2 separate regions of the Homo sapiens genome follow, and region 1 is linked to region 2. A link is a contact called in ENCODE Hi-C or POLR2A ChIA-PET data. All regions are on one chromosome and are shown on one strand. Each heading gives the region's core, a stretch centred on a gene start or an enhancer-like site at or near the end of the contact. The rest is flanking DNA. Distances are from core to core; before and after follow the strand shown.

Region 1 (4,466 bases), core at 1,792-4,291, 110 kb after region 2:
ACATAGATACATACATAGGTAGATAGATGATAGAGATACACACACACTATACACATACATCATATAGCATATATACTATATGTAATAATACATTCGATGGAAGAAAAATGTAAATCTGAGAATGCAGGACTTTTTTGCACTATTACAGCAAATTTTTCATAAGTTTGAAATTTTTTTAAATAAAAACTAATTAACAAAATACAAAACAATTATGGCCTTAAAGTAGAAAATAAATGTTAGTCATAAAGATAGAATCTAAAGTCTTATGGTTGGTAGAGATCTCAAATCACCTATCCAGTACTCAACACCCTTGGAATCTCTCCACCAACAGGTCATCCTACCTATGCATTGGAGCCTTGCCAGTGATAACCTATTTCATCCTTAAATAGCCTTATTCTTTTTCCCATTTGCACAGCCATATCTAACTTGATATGTAACTCTTACTCCCTCTCATGGTCATGTTTACGTACCGAAGCTTCCCTTCTATGCAAGCCTGTAACACTTTGTGTGTATACATGGTTCTTATCACAGACTGTCTCCAATTTTAGGTCCTAGGAAGCAAATGAGTAAGGAATATCTATCTGTCTTTGGATAGTCATTTACAGCACATTGATTGACATGAAATAGGAGACTATTAAAAGCCCTTTAAATATTGAATAAAGTGTATTTAATTCTTAAGGGCATAAATTGTGTTTCAGTTATCTCTAAGATTTGTGTCCCCAAATCTTAAGACAATGCTGTGCTATACTATGTGATGAGTACCTCTTGAATGAATAAATCTCGAAGACAGTCAGCTTCTCATATCAAAAACACCTCTGCTTAGTTGTTTTTACAACTGTAAATATCTTAACACAGTGGCCACAGCCCAATAATACCTGATGCATGCATGAATGAACTTTACATTGGACAATACAATATTTTGCACCCATAAAGCAGAGATTTAACAAGTAAAGTCAATGAACAATTAATCAAGCACCTTCTCTCAGGCAGAGGTGCAATAAATACATGATATGTGAATGAATGAGTTTTAATTCAAACATAAAGTGTTTTGCTTCAATAAAGCAGAGATTTTTCAGTAAGCAAGACAGGGAGCATTTTCTTTTTTTTTTCTTTTATTATTATACTTTAAGTTTTAGGGTACATGTGCACATTGTGCAGGTTAGTTAGATATGTATACATGTGCCATGCTGGTGCGCTGCACCCACTAACTCGTCATCTAGCATTAGGTATATCTCCCAATGCTATCCCTCCCCCTACCTCCCACCCCACAACAGTCCCCAGAGTGTGATATTCCCCTTCCTGTGTCCATGTGATCTCGTTGTTCAATTCCCACCTATGAGTGAGAATATGCGGTGTTTGGTTTTTTGTTCTTGCGATAGTTTACTGAGAATGATGATTTCTAATTTCATCCATGTCCCTACAAAGGACATGAACTCATCATTTTTTATGGCTGCATAGTATTCCATGGTGTATATGTGCCACATTTTCTTAATCCAGTCTATCATTGTTGGACATTTGGGTTGGTTCCAAGTCTTTGCTATTGTGAATAGTGCCGCAATAAACATACGTGTGCATGTGTCTTTATAGCAGCATGATTTATAGACCTTTGGGTATATACCCAGTAATGGGATGGCTGGGTCAAATGTTATTTCTAGTTCTAGATCGACAGGGAGCATTTTCTAAGTGTAGACAACATACCATTTCAAGTGCTTTTGATGGCAACTATTATTTCAAAGAATAAACACTTCATTTTTAGTACTAGTTATATGTATAATCAGAGGTGAAGAAAGTGGAGAAAATAAACCCATCTATCAAAAAAGGATAAAAAATAATATGTGATTTTAGTAGTTGGCTTCCCTTTATTGATCAAATCTTAGGAACTCTTAAAGATAGAGTTTCATAACTAAGTCTATTTAGTTCCAATTCTTCCAACAACATGAGGGGTTCAAATCTCCCCAGAGCTGAGTTCTATAAACAGTAGGAAAGGAGAAATGAACCAAAATGGAATCTTGTCACTAAGGAAAAGAGAAAAGAAAACATGTTTTAGCATTCAACAGCTAAGAAATATTCCTGTTTTATAATCAGCTTTGAGAAACGCCAACAATTGCAGTATATCTGGGTTAAATACGGGACATTTCCAGGGAGTTTTTTAAATTGAAATATCAATATAAAAATAAAAAATGGTTAGGCATCACCCTATCCTGGCTATATAGTCTGAAATCAGAATAAAATTTGGTTAAAGTCAACCATTACGGGTTTAAACTGATTGATGAATTCAAGAGCATAAAAGAGAAGTGAAATAAATAACCAGGACAAAAATATTTATGCTGAAGGAAATAGATTTATTAAGAGACTGACAGAAAATCCCCTTACTACCCACACCCAATTTGTAATACATTAATGTTGATGTAGAAGCTAATAATACATGAGCAGAGCAACCATGGGAGGCAAACTACTTTTTCACTGTTAAAATTCAAGTATGACCAAAAAAATGCATCTTGCTTCCTTTGTCTGTAGATGAGTATCAGTTCAGCACCTGAGTCCTGGGTGACTTGTCCAACAGCATCAAAGACAAAGACCACAGCAAGAAGTCAGCAAGAAGATGGAAGATGTATCACCCAAGCACATGGGAAGGTAGGAAGACAGTCATTGCTCTTCAGGTTGTTCTGTGCAGAGAATTAATTGAGAGTCCTGTAGTCACTGGAGCCATTGGTCCATCAGTAGGTGCTGTAGCCAAAGCCAGAGCCAGAGCCCCATGGCCTATAGAAGCTACCACCATAGCAGCCGCCCAGGTTGTTGATGTTGCTACCACCAAAGCTGTAGCCCAGGGAGCTGTAGCCATTGCATCCACAGCCATAGTTCAGGGGAGAGCCCAGAGGCACAACACAGTTCAAGGGGGTGGCTCTGAAGGTCCCATGGAAGTTGGTCCCATAGATAGGGTATCCTGGGAAGTAGCTTCCACAGCAGAAGTAACGAGTCATGGTGGCAGCAATTGAGAAGGATTTAGATGGATTGTGAAGGGTAAGTTACCCAAGTGTTAATGAAGGTCTCTTCCCGTACAGGGCTTTTTATACCTCAAGCTGGTGGGCACAACACATCTGTCTAAACATCTTCCCACTAATTTGCATAGGTAATCTCATTCTTTTCTAATAAAATGCTTATAAGGAATGCACAGACTCATTGCCCACATTTTTGTTGGCTTTTCTCTGTACTATTTTAAAGCCAGTGACCATGCTTGACACGCAATCGAATTCTTTTCATCAGAGTCCCATAGTTTAACTACTGTTCTTGATTGCATCATGTGAGACTCTTTAAATCCTCTGATTATAAACTCTTCCCAACTGACATAGCTAAACTAAAAAAGCTTTGGCAAGAATGCAAACACTTCAAGCCAAGACAAAGCCATATATTGAGGTCTTTTGAACATTATTTTGAAACATCAAACTGAAATTCTATAACCTCTTGAAATTCACCCATGTGCCCTTTTAAAACAATTGTATACCAACTAGTTAATGGGTACAGAGTTTCCTTTTGGAGTGAAGAAAATCATTTGGAACTAGACAATGTTGCAAAACATTTGGAATGTACTAAATATCACTGAATTGTTACCTTTAAAATGCCTTGGTTTGTGTTATACAAATTTTAACTCAAAATGTATTTTTTATTTTAAAAAGCACTGCTACACAAATCTATCCAACCAGGTGTTTTTACAGAGGCTGCAATGGTGCCAAATAATAAGTTGGCTGTGAATAACCTGCAAGTAATTTTCATCAATTTCATTTATGAGCATTCTGTTTGTTAATACATATTTTATTTTTTCATGGAGAACATACCATGTTTGCTTGTAAATCATCTTGAACATTGCCAAACTGTCTTTCTGGAGTTGCCACACTGGCGCTGAGTGGGATGATGCTCAATTTCAGAGTCATGTTATACCACACTTGCTTCTTACTGACTCCTATAAAACAAGCCTGAATGCCATGATCCATTATGAAATACCAGTTATATTTAAGGATGCAACACTTCCTTCTGCTCTTATTTTGCCTTACATAACCAATTCTCATGAAGAACGTAAACCAGGAAGGATCTGAGCTCAGCAAAGCTAAGTCTATTCCAATTCAAAGGTTTACGACATCATCTTTTTATATGTGAATCAAAGTCAGAATTCTCTGAAAGTAGAAGAAAAAACTTCCTGAATACCAATTCCTTTTTTTATTTCCATCTTAACAGACAATCACAGAGTCCAATATGCAAAACTAATCATTCCTCTCAGACATCCCTCTCTCTTTAAGATTCTATCTCTCTCAGTTTCTCTGACAGAGAGCTGCCTAAAGAATGTTCTATAAGTGGATATGATTTCTTTTATTCTACAAATTAATTAAATGTCATAAGAGTATATAGAGAAAGTTAAAGAAAAATAAGTTATAATTTCAAATTCAGTTTAACAAAAAGAATGAATTAAAATG
Region 2 (4,798 bases), core at 1,106-3,605:
GTAATTTCTAACTACTAAAATTTAAAATCTCACACATGCTTCTAAGTATCTGTATATTTAGAACTAAGTAAAAACAGGCCAGGTGTGGTGGCTCACACCTGTAATTCCAGCACTTTGGGAGGCAGAGGCAGGCAGATCACTAAAAGTCAGGAGTTCGAGACCACCCTGGCCAAACATGGGGAAACTGTCTCTAACAAAAATACAAAAATTAGCCTGGCATGGTGGCAGGTGCCTGTAATCCCAGCTACTCAGGAGGCTGAGGCAGGAGAATTGCTTGAACCCGAGAGGCAGAGGTTGCAGTGAGCGGAGATCACACCACTGCACTCCAGCCTGGGTGACAGAGCAAGACTCTGTCTCAGAAAGAGAAAAAAAAAAAAAAAAAAAGTAAGAGCTAAATAAAAACAGGGAAATCCTTAGAGTTCGGTTGCTCTAGTAATTTTTATGTACTCCATGAATTCCAACAAAAGCATGAGACCAAAAAAAAAAAAAAAAAAGGAAAGAATAATAAAATCAGATGACTTAATTTGGAGGCTGCTACCTCTCAAAAGTTAGCATAGATGAAGCATTACATTGTTTGCTGCAAAACAACATACATAAGGAGTCATTTGCCAACAAAAACAAAATCCTATTATTACGTATCATGCTACATGCTAAGTATACTATCTCATTAACTATGGCAACAGTCCTCTGACATCAGTGTTTATAACCTTTTTGTTTGAATGGAAGAGGAGACTTATGAAATATGAAGATTAAGAAGTTTTCTGACACATGCACAGCTAGGAATGGGAACATTGGCATCTAATGTCACTCTCTGTTGCCCCAAAGCCTGTGCTTTTTAAGAAAGAGAAATGTTGTGACTACACTTTGCCATAGAGGAGAATTGTTTGATATCCCCATATAAATAGTCCTAGACTCACTTTATCATACATAGCAGTCTCATAGAGCAATTCCTTCGCCACCACAGGAATGGAGTCAGGAATTTTTTTTTTTTTTAGATGAGTCTCACTCTGTCACCGGGCTTTCTTAAATAATTTTATAATTATGTAACAAATATAACTGAAGAAAAAAACAACTGATTTTTGACTTTGATTTTGAGAGAGAGAAAGATATGAGGAGAAGTAGAAGGAGGAGGAGAAGGGAGAAGAGGAGGAAGAGGAGAAGTAGATGCAAGGTGATGAACAGGGAAATAGTGTAAGAATGTCATTTCTATTTCAAGTGGAATGTTAGGCAAAGTCTCCTAAGGAGTTCATATTAACCAGAATCCCAAAAAAAGTGACAGAACTGTCTATGAGAATGTTTGAGAAAAGGCCGACGGAATTAGAATTAGAATCATTGTGTTCGTGTGTGTGTGTGTGTGTGTGTGTGTGTAGCCAAGGCGGGTGGATTATAAGGTCAGGAGTTCGAGACCAGCCTGGCCAACATGGTGAAACCCCGTCTCTACTAAAAATACAAAAATTAGCCAGGCGCGGTGGCGGGTGCCTCAATCCCAGCTACTTGGGAGGCTGAAGCAGGAGAATCACTTGAACCTGGGAGGCGGAGGTTGCAGTGAGCCAAGATCGCGCCACTGCACTCCAGCCTGGGTGACAGAGCGAGACTCCATCTCGAAAAAAAAAAAAAATGTTTCAGTGATTCTCTCTCCTCCTCCCTTTTCTTTGGCTGATAATAATCTACTATTCTACACTAAGGATGATATCATTCCACTTCCTTTCTTCATTTTGTATATTTAGAAGTATATCTAATTAACAGGTACATATTTATTTAATATTAAATATGTGGTGGATACTGACAATTAAATAACTCAAGTTTTATGTAGAGTAGAAAAGATAAAGAGAAAAAGAGTTATTGAAAGTTAAGAAGAAATTTCTAAGAAGCTAAGGATCAACTAATCTACATAGTGGTCTGGCTTTCAAGGGGGTAAAACATGCCCCAAATTGGTGTTGACTCACACACGCACACAAAGAGCATTTTATATTTTTCAAAATTTCAAAATAGTCATATTTTCCATCTCTCAGTGAAACCACATTATGTCTATGACTAACAGGTACTTTGAAGACAAATGGAGTTTTCACCAGATGAGTCATTTTTCTCTAACGGAGAACTATCAGGATTGAAGGTGATTAAAGCAGAACAGATCTTTGAGAAACTAAATAAGAAACAATGCTCAATGGCATTTCTTAGAAGCAAAAAATATCAGATCATCTATAACAGAATATTTATTTTCATAACAACCATAATAACCGTTACAGCCACAGTGGGTGCTGTGTATACAGCCATACCCACAACCATAGCAAGAGCCAAATCCACAGCTCCCACACACACTTTTGTAATTGAAATACATAGTGTCAGGAGATGAGAATTCAGCCAGGTAACAGCATTTCTGGAGTTTGGAACCCTTGGGATCTTTCTATATAATAAGAGGTCTGCAAAGTGTGTGCCATCCCTACTTTGCCTTCTCATTCCCACAAGAATTTATATTTAACAAGCTTGTTGTTGTTTTATTCTGTGTCCTAAGAAAGCCTCTCATTTTAGACCTTCATTTAATTCCTGCAAGTTAATCATAGACTGTAAAAAGTAATTTGTACACTCTGTATACATGTTCTCAGTGAGCCCCAAATGTACACTCCACAAATATCATGATGCTAAATCTTGCAGGGAAGTACTTCCCTCAGCTCTAACCCAAAACATTGAGAATCCCCATCCCCAGCCTCCTAGAGAAAGGAAGGGGCTTAGTGATTCCTACCTTTTCAGGTGCCACCAGTATTACCATCCAATCCACAACTGTACTACTCAGGAGAGGATAGGCATAGGAAGGCTAAATTGAGAAACATGCGTTCAATTCTATAATATTAGAATTTATTGAGAACTTTCCTAAAAAACAGAACATGACAGTAGGCACTGCTGAAAATAACATAAAAATAAAAATGAAAAACATAAATAAGACCAAGAACAGACCTTCAATGAACTCCCAGCTTAGTAAGGAAGAGAAACATTTACACAAAAAAAGTCTCAGATTGATGCGGTTAGAGAAAAAGGAAAGAGAAATCCTATGAAATAGACCTCAAAACAATCCAGACCAGGTCCACTTAGGGCCTTCATCCATGCTGGGCTTTCACCTGCAGTTTTTACAATTTAACACCCATATCTATGACTCATTCCCTCATTGCCATCAGAGTGTGTTCAAATGTCACTCAAGGAGGCCCTCCCTGAACAGTATTATTTATAGCTAGCACCCTCCCACAGATATATCTTTATTCTCTACTTAGCATTTATCAAGCCATTTATCACCATATGATAGACTTGCATTTTACTAATTTTGTTGACTGTTTTTCTCACTGGAATATAGGATATCTGTGAAGGCAGGAATTTCTTTTTTTCTTTAGGGAATAAAATAGATTTTAAAAAAGTATAATAAACTGGGGCCAAATAATAAAGAGCTTTGAATATTAAGGTAAAAAGTGTGGAATTCATTCTAAAGGTAATGGAGAACCAGAGAAGATTTTGAGCAAATTAATGGCATAATCAGCTCAATATTTTGAGATACAGAAATCACAACCATTTATCCAGTGTACTTAGTAATGTCCTATTTCTTCGAAACCATTATTTGCTAAATTATTCTCTTGAGCAAAGATCTTTCCTTGAGCACTAGCCATGGTTGCATTGAATTTGTGGCATTTTATTTTCCAATTATGTTTCCAGGAACACTAGGACTGGGAGGTATTAAAATGTATTCCAAGAAATAGAGTTTCCAAGATTTTAAAATGTGCTATCAAACACTATAAAATAAAAACACCTTCAGAGTATTCACAATTTACATATGCGCTGTAAGTTTTACTTGCACCTAAATGCCAGGTATTGTAGTAGGAGTACAAACTGGAACGCCATGATAGCATTTTAATTATCCTTAGGAGGACAACTGTGTAAAGAAAACCAGCTTGACATTCTTCAATAAACTAACATATTTGTGTAACAAAATAACTTTTTAAGTTGAGAAATAACTTTTAAGTTCTTTTGAAAGTTATCGTCTTAGAGTATATGTTCAAATATGAAAATCTTATGAGTGTTCAAGTTTCCAAATCACTAAAGAGACTGTTGGCGTTTTTATACAGCACAAGCAAATAGGCCACATTAAGTCAAACAGGTCATCTTTTTTTTTTTTTTTTTTTTTTTTTTGAGACGGAGTCTCGCTCTGTCGCCCAGGCCGGACTGCGGACTGCAGTGGCGCAATCTCGGCTCACTGCAAGCTCCGCTTCCCGGGTTCACGCCATTCTCCTGCCTCAGCCTCCCCAGTAGCTGGGACTACAGGCGCCTGCCACCGCGCCCGGCTAATTTTTTGTATTTTTAGTAGAGACGGGGTTTCACCTTGTTAGCCAGGATGGTCTCGAAGGTCATCTTTTAAAATAACCATTGGGTAAGCAGTTTTGCCTAGATTAAACTGAATATTTTGAAAATAAACCTTTGATGGGACTCAATTACAAAATTAGTCTCAACTCAACCTAAATATGGTATTTTCTTGCCCATGAGAGTTGAAAATCTATATTTAAGATGCTCAGTGAGGATTGAATCTTAGACAATCTGAAAAAAGCTTCTAAAATTTGGTACCTGAGCACAGTGGCTCACACCTGTAACTTCACCACTTTGGGAGGCTAAGGCAGGAGGATTACTTAAGGGCATGAGTTCCAGACTAGCCTGGGCAACATAATGAGACCCTGTCTCTACAAAATAAAATAAAATAAATTAGCAGAATGTGGTGGCACATGCCTATAGTCCCAGCTACTCAGGAGGCTGAGGTGGGAGGATC

What was found. Hi-C counts contacts between places; a loop is a spot of excess contacts on that map. ChIA-PET counts read pairs that join two places held with the same protein, here RNA polymerase II (POLR2A). Pooled maps may share reads with other maps.
Region 1: a pooled map shows a loop between it and region 2 (2.6-fold over the local background). The contact joins the promoter of KRTAP7-1 here to the promoter of KRTAP21-3 in region 2. A Hi-C loop is called at or near these places in 3 of 50 pooled maps. POLR2A ChIA-PET finds 5 or more read pairs at or near these places in 3 of 52 experiments (GM10248, H1 and activated CD4-positive, alpha-beta T cell).

Annotation. Positions count from the first base shown.
Region 1 is chr21:30,826,718-30,831,183 of GRCh38, forward strand. It overlaps KRTAP7-1 (keratin associated protein 7-1), which reads right to left and starts at 3,042. Exons shown (of 1, transcript NM_181606.3): 1 at 2,322-3,042. The coding sequence starts at 2,981. The coding sequence ends at 2,718.
Region 2 is chr21:30,716,422-30,721,219 of GRCh38, forward strand. KRTAP21-3 (keratin associated protein 21-3) reads right to left here and starts at 2,356. Exons shown (of 1, transcript NM_001164435.1): 1 at 2,104-2,356. The coding sequence starts at 2,338. The coding sequence ends at 2,162. The region is part of intron 2 of LOC105372773 (a long non-coding RNA gene); the gene reads right to left.